2 separate regions of the Homo sapiens genome follow, and region 2 is linked to region 1. A link is a contact called in ENCODE Hi-C or POLR2A ChIA-PET data. All regions are on one chromosome and are shown on one strand. The core of a region is the stretch at or near the end of the contact, and the rest is flanking DNA. Distances in the headings are between cores, read along the strand shown. Region 1 holds the start of TMEM141 (transmembrane protein 141). Region 2 holds the start of AGPAT2 (1-acylglycerol-3-phosphate O-acyltransferase 2).

The links. A loop is a pair of places that touch in the nucleus more often than their neighbours do. ChIA-PET counts read pairs that join two places held with the same protein, here RNA polymerase II (POLR2A). Pooled maps may share reads with other maps.
Region 2: a loop to region 1 is called in a map with no recorded cell type, with 5 times the contacts of the local background. The contact joins the promoter of AGPAT2 here to the promoter of TMEM141 in region 1. A Hi-C loop is called at or near these places in 3 of 37 single-sample maps with no recorded cell type and 9 of 50 pooled maps. POLR2A ChIA-PET finds 5 or more read pairs at or near these places in 1 of 52 experiments (K562).

Annotation. Positions count from the first base shown.
Region 1 is chr9:136,787,632-136,793,087 of GRCh38, forward strand. TMEM141 (transmembrane protein 141) reads left to right here and starts at 3,713. Exons shown (of 5, transcript NM_032928.4): 1 at 3,713-3,793; 2 at 4,080-4,146; 3 at 4,316-4,399; 4 at 4,620-4,727; 5 at 5,188-5,456. The coding sequence starts at 3,740. The coding sequence ends at 5,201. RefSeq lists a cis regulatory region at 72-371, an enhancer at 279-438 and a silencer at 3,100-4,139.
Region 2 is chr9:136,685,091-136,689,957 of GRCh38, forward strand. It overlaps AGPAT2 (1-acylglycerol-3-phosphate O-acyltransferase 2), which reads right to left and starts at 2,367. Exons shown (of 6, transcript NM_006412.4): 1 at 2,086-2,367. The coding sequence starts at 2,267. RefSeq lists an enhancer at 972-1,833 and silencers at 1,554-2,123, 2,344-2,543, 3,014-3,093.

The DNA.
Region 1 (5,456 bases), core at 2,463-4,962:
ATGTCTTTTAGCATTTTCATAGAAAAGGACCCATTTCTGGCATCAGCTCGGGGAGGCGCTCCCTCTTGGGCCCCTCTTCCAGGTGGTATGGGTTCTAATATTACCGGGGTCTGCCACGCGTCAGTATCCCCTTGTTTTGTCTTTTCAATAATTTTATGTAATGCACGACCCTGTCCACTAGGTGGTGCTGTAGGATTACGTCTCATAGTGGGCGGCTGCGGCTATAGCGCCCTGCCCTGCGGTGCTGGAAACATCCTGGCCATCCATACTGATACTCTGGGGGCGGCCGATACTGAAGTTTGGCTGGCGGCCAGTATTGATAGGCTACCGGCAGTTGGGTCTTATTTTCTACCAGCTGATATTGTGGATACTGCATCTGGATTGGCATTGCTGGGATAGAGACTCTTTCCTTTTCTATTTGATATTCTCTTGGGGTTTGTACTTGTCTAACCTGCATTTGAGGTTGTAATGTTACAGGCATCTGAACCGCGGGAGGAGGAGTTGATGGCCATCGTGGTTTAGACTCTGATGGCCCCAATAATTCTGGACCTTTTCCCCCCAATTTTAGTGGTCCAGAATATATTACCTCCTGTAATTGATTGTAGTCAACATTTTGCGCTGACCGAGGCATTACAGACTCTGCTACATATTTACAATGTGAACTTTCCGTTCCTTTCTCGAATTCTGTCCCTGCCTCTTCTTCACAATCTATTACACAGCTTTCAGGGGCATCAGAAACTGAAACGCTATCTTCTCCTGTTTGAAATGATTCTAAAGCTGCTTTAATAATGGCCCAATCATTCCATACTGTAAGTGGGATGATTTTACCTTCCCTATTTGCTTGCTTTAATTCTTTGCCAATTTTTTCCCAATCTTTTAGATCTAAAGTTCCTTGTTTTGGAAACCATGGGCAGAATTGTTCTATTGTTTGAAATAGTGTAATTAGATTTTCTGTAGAGGCTCTAACTCCCCCTCTTCTTAAAAAAATTTTAATGAAGCTGAGATAAGAGGCATATTTACTTTCAGTTTGTCCCATTGTTACCCTGGGTTCCTCCGAGTGCACAAGCTTACCGCGAAGCTGACCACGGACGTACTCGTTTTGTCCTAAACTATCACACCATAGCGTATCTTCACCTTACAGAACGGAACCCACGATGGGTGCCAGATGAAGGGGGCCTGCCCCTCCACACCTGTGGGTATTTCTCACAAGGTGGAGACGAGAGACTGAGAAAAGGAAATAAGACACAAAGTATAAAGGAAGAAAAGTGGGCCCAGGGGACCGGCGCTCAGCAAGTGCGGACCCACGCCAGCACTGGTCTCTGAGTTTCCTCAGTATTTATTGATCACTAGCTCTACTATCTCGGCGACGGGGATGTGGCAGGACTATAGGGTAATGGTGGGGAGAAGGTCAGCAGGAAAACATGAGCAAAGGACTCTGTGTCATAAATAAGTTTAAGGAAAGGTGCTGTGCCTGGATGTGCACGTAGGCCAGGTTTATGTTTGACTTTACACAAACATCTCAGTGCAGTAAAGAGCAGTATTGCCGCCAGCATGTCTCACCTCCAGCCACAGGGCGGTTTTCTCTTATCTCAGTAAATAGAATGTACGGTTGGGTTTTACACCAAGACATTCCATTCCCAGGGACGAGCAGGAGACAGATGCCTTCCTCTTATCTCAACTGCAAAGAGGCCTCCCTCTTTCACTAATCCTCCTCAGCACAGACCCTTTATGGTTGTCAGCCTGGGGGACGGTAAGGCCTTTCCCTTCCCACGAGGCCATATCTCAGGCTGTCTCAGTGGGGGGAAACCTGGACAATACGCAGGCTTTCTTGGGCAGAGGTCCCTGCGGCTTTCCGCAGTGCACTGTGTCCCTGGTTAATGGAGAATGGAGAATGGTGATGACTTTTACCAAGCGTACTGCCTGCAAACACATTGTTAACAAGGCACATCCTGCACGGCCCTAAATCCCCTAAACCTTGAGTCAATACAGCACATGTTCCTGTGAGCACAGGGTTGGGGCTAAGGTTACAGATTAACAGCATTTCAAAGCAGAATAATTTTTCTTAGTACAGATCAAAATGGAGTTTCTTATGTCTTCCTTTTTCTACACAGACACAGTAACAGTCTGATCTCTCTTTTCCCCACAAATGGCATTAAATTATTTCCATATATTATAGAGTAGGTCCTTCCACATTTTGAAGAGTAGCAAATCTAGCTTTTTTGTACAGACTTATAAATTATCTAAAGACTTCAGCCTTTTTTTTTTTTTTGAAACAGAGTCTCACTCTGTCGCCCAGGCTGGAGTGCAGTGGCACGATCTTGGCTCCCTGCAACCTCCACCTCCCAGGTTCAAGTGATTCTCCTGCCTCAGCCTCCCCAGTACCTGGGATTATAGGCACCTGCCACCACGCCCGGCTAATTTTTGTATTTTTAGTAGAGACGGGGTTTCACCATCTTGGCCAGGCTAGTATTTAACTCCTGACCTTGTGATCCACCTGCCTCGGCCTCCCAAGGTGCTGGGATTACAGGCGTAAGCCACCGCACCTGGCCAAGATTTCATCTTTTTACCTCATATTTCTTAGGAATTTAATGGTTATATGTTGTCTTTTTTCCCATGCCTTTTGGCTCAAGCAACACGTATATCAGTGTTGACTTTTTCTTTCTTTGATCTAGTTTAAAAAAAAAAACCACATAATAATTCTTTGAAGAAAGGAAGGGGTTAATTTTTTTCCCTAGCACTTTCTTGAAGATCAGGGACTTTATCGATGAAAAAGTAGTAAATAGTTATTTGTAACCTGTGTGAAGCAGCAGCCTGACTTGAAGTCCTCCGTTCTTGCTAATGGTTACACCAGTGAATACTAGTGGAATTGTTTGGGCTGATTTTAGTTTCTCTTAATCAAAATTACTAGATGATAGAATTCAAGAACTTGTACATGTTATTACTTGGTGTATCGATAATTATTTGAAAGTAAAGACTCTTTGTCATGCAAAACAAAAGGAGTTTGAGGCTCAGCTACTAAGCTGCTGGTTACAGAACCACTTTGCTAAACAGTGATTTTATACATCCCCACTCCGTGGTGGCTTATGAGAAATTCAATCCCTGATTGTAGTCCTCAAGCAAAATAACACTGACAATCATCAGGCCTCTGCAAGTGTGGGAATGAGGCCCGGCCGGGGGGAGGAGCGCACGCTCTCAGCCACGCCCCGCCCGGTGCCCGCCTTCGCCCCGCCCAGTCGTCGCCGGAGGTCACAGGGCCCAAGCTCCTAGAGGCGTGGCCAGGCCCCAGGCCCCACCCCTCTCCCCTGCGCTCTAGCAGGCTCGATCCATGCTCCGCCCCCAATCCAAGGCCCTGGCCCCTCCGCCTGCACCCGGCAGGACCCGCCTCTTAGAACCCGACACCTCCGCCTGCGCAGGCCCGCTCCCCGGTCCTGTCTCTCAGGCCCCGCCCCCAGGTCGCGTCTCCAAAGTCCCGTCTCTCAGGCCCCGCCCCCAGATCACGTCTCCCAGGTCCCGCCCCCTCCGCCTGCTGCCGCGCGGACCCGCCCTCAGGCGCCGTCTCCTAGGCCCCGCCCCCTCCGCCTGTTCCAGCGCGGGCCGGTCCCTAGGCCTCGCCCCCAGATCCGGGCCCTGCCCCTCCGTCCGTAACTGCGCAGGCCTGTCCTCTGGGCCACACCCCCAGGTTCCCGTCCCGCCCTTCCGCCTGCGCCTGCGCAGGCCCGCTCCCCGAGCCCTGCCAACCATGGTGAACTTGGGTCTGTCCCGGGTGGACGACGCCGTGGCTGCCAAGCACCCGGTGAGAAGGCCGGTCTGGGACGCGGGCCTCAAACCCCAGAAGCTGACCTGAGCGAGGCGGGGGGCCGGGGCGTGGGGGTGCCCTCGTCAGGGAAGAGTGGCGGAGGCTGGGGGCACTCTCTTGCTAAGGGGCTCAGGGCGTCCGGGTGGGCATAGGGGAGGTGGGACGTGTCCAAGCGCCCAGGGTCTCACTCCTCCACAGCCAGGGTGTGCCCAGAGGAGGGACAGGAGAGGCGGTGAAGGAAGAGGGCAGGGGATCGAGCCTTCACCCGCCTCTGCCACCCCAGGGACTCGGGGAGTATGCCGCATGCCAGTCACACGCCTTCATGAAGGGCGTTTTCACCTTCGTCACAGGTAGGCTGCGTCCAGGTGTCCTGCGGCTGGGAGAGAACGCACCCTCCCGCCCTGCCCTGACTCCCCAGCAGGGGGCGCCAAGTCACCTGCCCGCAGGTGCTGGGGGCCTGGCAAGGTGGGCCCTGGCTATCCCCGGGTACAGGTTGATGGGGACCTCGGCTCTTTGCAGGCACCGGCATGGCCTTTGGCTTGCAGATGTTCATTCAGAGGAAGTTTCCATACCCTTTGCAGTGGAGCCTCCTAGTGGCCGTGGGTGGGTACTCCAGGGCCCCTGCCTGGGCTCTTTGAGGGGTGGGTTTCTGCTAGGGTTGGGGCTGTGGTTCTGCGTCCCTGACTCTGACATGGAGCCCCAGGTCTCGGCGGGAGCCCCACCTGAGCCCACCCACCACGTCTGTCAGGAAGTAGCCTGTGCCCGGTTCTCTTAGCCTGGGAAGCACAGAGGCCCCAGCCCTCTTCCATTTCCTGCTCCACAGTTGCAGGCTCTGTGGTCAGCTACGGGGTGACGAGAGTGGAGTCGGAGAAATGCAACAACCTCTGGCTCTTCCTGGAGACCGGGCAGCTCCCCAAAGACAGGAGCACAGGTGAGAGAGCCTGGGGGTTAGCGAGAAGTGAATGCCACCTCTCCAGCACCCAGAGTTTTGGGCAGCCAAGCCTGGGTGCACCATGCGATAGGCTAGACAAGGTCCCTCCCTCTGGCCCGGCCTCCTCAGCATGTGACTGCCAGATGGGTTGGAGCTGGGGGTGGGCGCAGTAGACAGATCTTGGAGAGCTCCCTTTGAGGAGAAAGAACCAAGAGGGGCTGGGGTGCCCCTGAGATTGAGAGGAAGGGTGCAGAGTGAAGGGTGTGGCAAGGCCACAGCAGCCACGTGGGCACCCGAGAGGAGTGAGGCTGGACTGAGAAGCCCCGCATTGGACCCAGGCCTGGCCTCCACTGCCCGTTGTCCTTGTTACGGAACCCAGTTTCTGCCATGATAAAATGGGCACAGGGATGCCCAGCCACGATGGATGTGGTTCGAGCTTGTCTCTCTTTGCCTTTTACAGATCAGAGAAGCTAGGAGAGCTCCAGCAGGGGCACAGAGGATTGGGGGCAGGAGGAGTCTGGAACACAGCCTTCATGCCCCCTGACCCCAGGCCGACCCTCCCCACACCCTAGGGTACCCCAGTCGTATCCTCTGTCCGCATGTGTGGCCAGGCCTGACAAACACCTGCAGATGGCTGCTGCCCCAACCTGGGACCTGCCCAGGAGGTTGGAGCAGAAAGGGCTCTCCCTGGGGTGGTGTTTCTCCTCTAGGGTATTGGGATGCATGTTC
Region 2 (4,867 bases), core at 1,117-3,616, 100 kb before region 1:
CCATGGAGCCCCAGGCCTCTCCTCCAGACTGCCCTGCCCTCTGGCCCTCCCTTCTCTTCAGGGACCAAAGCAGGAACAAAGCACCTGCTGTTAGTAGCCAGTGTCCCGGAAGCCACTACTCCACAGGCCTGAGCCTGGGTGCTGCCCTGGAGAGGTGAGGGCGGCAGGAGGGTCCCATCCAAGCACCATCAGAGGCCCCAGGTCCCGAGGACACCCAGGTTAGCCAGAATCTCCAAGCTGAGATGGGGACAGGGCCCAGTGGGGCAGCAGGGCCAGTGCCAGCCAACCCAGCCTGCCAGGTCCATAGAAAGGGCAGCAGGTGAACTGTGATTTGGTCCCTGGAAAACAGCTAGGAAGTCCAGGCAGAGGCCCCTGCAGAACAAGCCAGGCTTTCTCACACGAGGAGGCCGCCGATGAAGAGGCCCGTGGCCTGTGGCCTGGCTCAGTAGTGGGGTCTGCTCCAGGGTCTCCTAAGTCAGGTGCCCCATCATTTCTGCCAAAAGAACAGGACCCCGTCCCCTGTCCACACCCCAGGACACGCCCAGCACAGGATGCCCTGCAGGCATCAGAACCACACAAGCCATTTCCTCGGGGTGGGGGGCACCCCAAGGAACCCACAGACTGGCCCCTCCTCAGCTGGGAAAGCCGCACCCTCGCCCCTACTCTGAAGCACCCCAGGGGCTGAGGGGGGCCCCTCACAGAGACCCCTGCCTACAGGGGATCCCAGGGCCAGAACCACAGGTGAGGCCTTCACAGATTCCAGCACAGGTGCCCAGAGCCCAGCCCCCAGGAACTCCCTGTTTCTGCAAACTGCCTTCCTCGCTGAAGGGTGCTCCACTGGGGACGTCAGCGCCAGTCACCACCTGGGCCAGCCCTGGAGTGTGCGCTCCCCGGGACCCCGGCCTGGGCCACCTGGCCCACATCACCACTGGTCACACACGTCTGGCTGAGCAGCCAGCAGGCCCTTCTCGGACTCTCCATGCTCACCATCAGGCCCAGGGTCCTCCTTCATATTCCTGGAGCTTCTGGGGCTCCGTTGGAAGCCATGACTGTAGGCCCGTTCCAGCAGCCTCAGTGCCCTCCCAGGGCTGGCAAGGACAGCGAGTGCAGGGAGCTAGCAAACCCTCACCCACTGCCCCTGGAACCACGGGGAAGGGGGCCTCTGGGGCCACAATGCCCCCACCCCAGGCCATTGCAAAAGCCACTGGCTGGGCAGTCCAAACAGGGCAGGGAGAAATGTAGCAACAGCCTGGGGACGGCTAACAGGGAGAGGGGGCAGGCAAGAGCCTTCTCCAGCAGCCACCCCGCCCAGGAGCAGGCAGCCCCCGCCGTCTTTGGCAGCCCAGTCTGACCTCTGGCCCCCAACCCCAGCCTGGCAAAACCAAGCTCCCACCTTCTGGAAGGCGTCCAGGGGAAAATTTCAGCCCCGCCGAACCCTAGTCCTAACTCTTCCTTCCCTTCGCTTGGAAGCTGGGCCCCCGGAGCTGTAGGCCAGGGGCGCGCTCCCCAGCACGGAAGCAGGTCCCCTCCGGGTCCCCCACCTCCCTGCGAAGAGGAAAGGGAGAGAAAGGGGAACCCGCCCCACAGGTGCGCCCATCACCGGGCGGACAGTCAGGAGGGGGTCGGAGGGAGGCCGAGGGGTGCCCCCACGCCGTCGTGCGCCCTGATCAATAGCCCTGGGGCAAGTCCCCGCCGCCCCGGCCTCGGTTTCCCCGCTCAGGAAGCAGGGCTGAGCCTCTCCCAGCGCGGACCGGCCCCCTTTCTCTCCGAAAGCTGCTCCACCCCCGGAACCCCACGCCGGGCTGCAGGGACGCGGCGGAGGCCGAAACCGGTGTAGACGCCCGGGGCCAGGGCGGGGGGTGGGGTGCTGGGCACTGTGACGCCGGCTCCTTGACCCCGTGACTCCGGGACCCCCTGACTCCGGGACCCCCTCCTGTGCCTGCCGCCGGCCCAGGCGCGCTCTCCCCGGAGCCCCGGAGCGGGGCGGGACGGGCGGGGCAGGAAGGAGGGAAGCCCAGAAGAAAGTTAGGGAAGCGGAAGCGGCGCGGCGGTTCCCCGGCCCCTCCCGGCGGCCCCCGGCCTTGCCTCATGTTCTCCACCGTCCGGCCGCCGTGGCGCAGCAGGCAGACGAGCGAGGCCACGGCGGACACCGTGAAGCACAGCGCGCAGTACAGGGCGACCTTGGCGTAGAACTCGGCCGCGCGGCTCAGCTGCACCAGCAGCAGCAGCAACAGCAGCGCCGCGGCCAGACACGGCCACAGCTCCATGGCCCGGCCCGGCGCCCGACGGCGCCGCCAGCTCGCTCCCGCTCCCGCTCCCGCTTCTCCCCCGCGCGCTCAGGCCCCTTATTGCGAGGGCGGCGGGGCTGGGCGGGGCGGGGCGCGGCGTGGGGGAGGAGCGCGCGGCAGGGAAGGGCTAGGTGCGGCGCCCCGCCCCGACACTGTCCCCAACAACGCCCCGACACGGTCCCCTCACCAGGCCCCGCCCCGCCACTGTCCCCAACCCCGCCCCGACACGGCCCCCCCTTCCCGCCCTGGGTCACCCGGCCCGGACCTCCCCTCCACGCTCCCTCCCCACAGCCTTCTGCCAGGTTACCGAGGCTCTGGCGCTCTGCTCCCACCCTCCCGGTCCCAGGGGACCCCCCCATCATGGCTTGCCGGTGGCTCGGGCTCTGGCGCTGCCCCCCATGGTCTGGGCCTCCTGCCCCGCCCGGTGCCCCCTCCCCCCGCTGCCGGGGCAGCCACAGGCTCCCGCGCGCAGAACCACAGCTCCCCAAGGGCGTAAAACCAGCGGGGATGCGCCCGTGCCAGGCCGGTGGCCACGCAAAGGGCCGCCGGAACCGCCCCCGAGTGACCAGTGGCCACCTGGCAGAAAGCCTGGCTCTTAGGGTGTTCTCGGTCCCCTGCGGGGAGACTCGTGGGGGCGCGCAGGCCAACTGGGGCGTGTGTCTGGGCGGGGCTGGGTTGCCCCACCCTGGGTGCCAGAAGTAGCCTTGTCACCAGGGACGCTCCGGGGGCAGGCGAGGTGGGTGTCAGGTGGCGGCGTTCACATCCGCTTGGCAGCACGGCCAGCGTGGCAGGGCAAGGTGCAGCTGGGACAAGGGCAGCAGTCACCTGGCCCGGCCCCCACCCGGCGTCCCACCTCAGGGAGCAGATGGAGATTGAAAAGCAGTTTCCTGGGGTCCCTCCTCATAGGGACTCTTGGGTTTGCTGCAGTTGCGGGAGTGCTGGCCGCCCTGCGCTCTAACGGGTCAGCAGGGGAGCACGGCCCCTCTTTTTTCAGATGCAGAGTTGAGCTGTTAAAACATTTCCCTGAACATTGTAACCACCCCCCAAACTGTACTGAGAGAATGACAAATACAGAAACTGCTCTTCAAATGAATGGGGAACTGCGGTCCTGAAGGACGTGGGGTCTCGCTGCCTGGGCTCAGCAGCCCCTGCCCAGGCGGTCCCAGCTTTTCTTGAAAGTGGAGACACATCCTTTTGCCTTAGGCCTGTAGGCATCTTACAGCGAAACCCAGGAGAGCATTTTCCAGCCCAGTCTCCTTCCAGATCCATATGGGCTTCATCTGGAATCAGCTTGGAGGGCCTGGCTTGACCTCTTTCCACGCTTGGAGCCGGAACTGCACACCCCGCAGCCGGGAGGTCTGAGAGCTGCACTGCTGTGCCTCTGAGAGGCTGAGAGGTGGCTGCTGACGGCTGCGGGGTTTTCATCTTCCAGGGCAGATGAGGTGGGTGCACCCTGCAGACAGGAGTGCCGCTGCCGGGAGCTGGGGGATGCGGGGGTGTGGGCTGGGGTCCCAGGTGGACTTCCTGGAGGAGTGGGGCTTCACAGCACCTTCAGCTGGAGGCTCTGTGCACCCAGGTCCCGAGCAGGTTGTACCCTGGCTGTGGAATCCAGTCCTCACAACCATCAGGCCTGTCCAGGGGCTTTACATGCCAGCCCCCTTCTTGTCCTTTACCTCCCAGCCCACCGACCTTTCCAGGGTGGCCACCATCTTCCTGCACCCCTAGGTGACTGTGTGTGTGTTGGACACCTCTCCCTCCTCTCCTCCCCCCGGAATGGAGCCCGTGGGGCCTCATCTGTTTTGTGCACCATGTGCGACCAGCACTCAGGCCAATGTCTGGCACATAGCAGGTGCTCAGCACACACTTTCCATAGTAGCAAAGGCATCCCCATTTTACAGAGGGAAAACTGAGGCTCTCAAGGGTGAACACCAGACAGCCGGGACGTGACAGAGGAAAAGAGGCTGACTCTGAGCCGGAAGACTCCTGCCAGGGCTGGCAGGAACAGTGCCAGGGCAGCACACGGTGACCCTGTTGCCTCCCCAGACAAGGTGGGGTTTTGCCCACTGCTCTCCTGAAGAGGGTGAGACCTAATTTCACCTCCTCCCTCTTCTCTGCACCTTGCAGAAGTGTTGAGAGAAACGTCCACTTTTCCTCCGACAAGATCCAAGAGGAGGCGGGCCAGGGACTTGGGGAGTGATGAGGAAGTACTGTGTATTTTAATATAATGCCACATTTGGGAAGCTAACACATTATTTGTTTCTAGAAGTAAAGCTCCAGAGAATCTTATGGGCTGGCAGAGATGCCAAGAAAAGAGATTTTCTTCTTCTTTTTTTTTTTTTGAGACGGAGTCTCGCTCTGTCACCCAGGCTGGAGTGCAGTGGCGTGATCTCGGCTCACTGCAAGCTCTGCCCCCTGGGTTCAAGAGATTCTCCTACCTCAACCTCTTGAGTAGCTGGGATTACAGGCGCCCGACACCACACCCGGCTAATTTTTGTATTTTTAATAGAGACAGGGTTTTGTCATGTTGGCCAGGCTGGTCTCAAACTCTTGACCTCAAGTGATCTGCCCGCTTCGGCCTC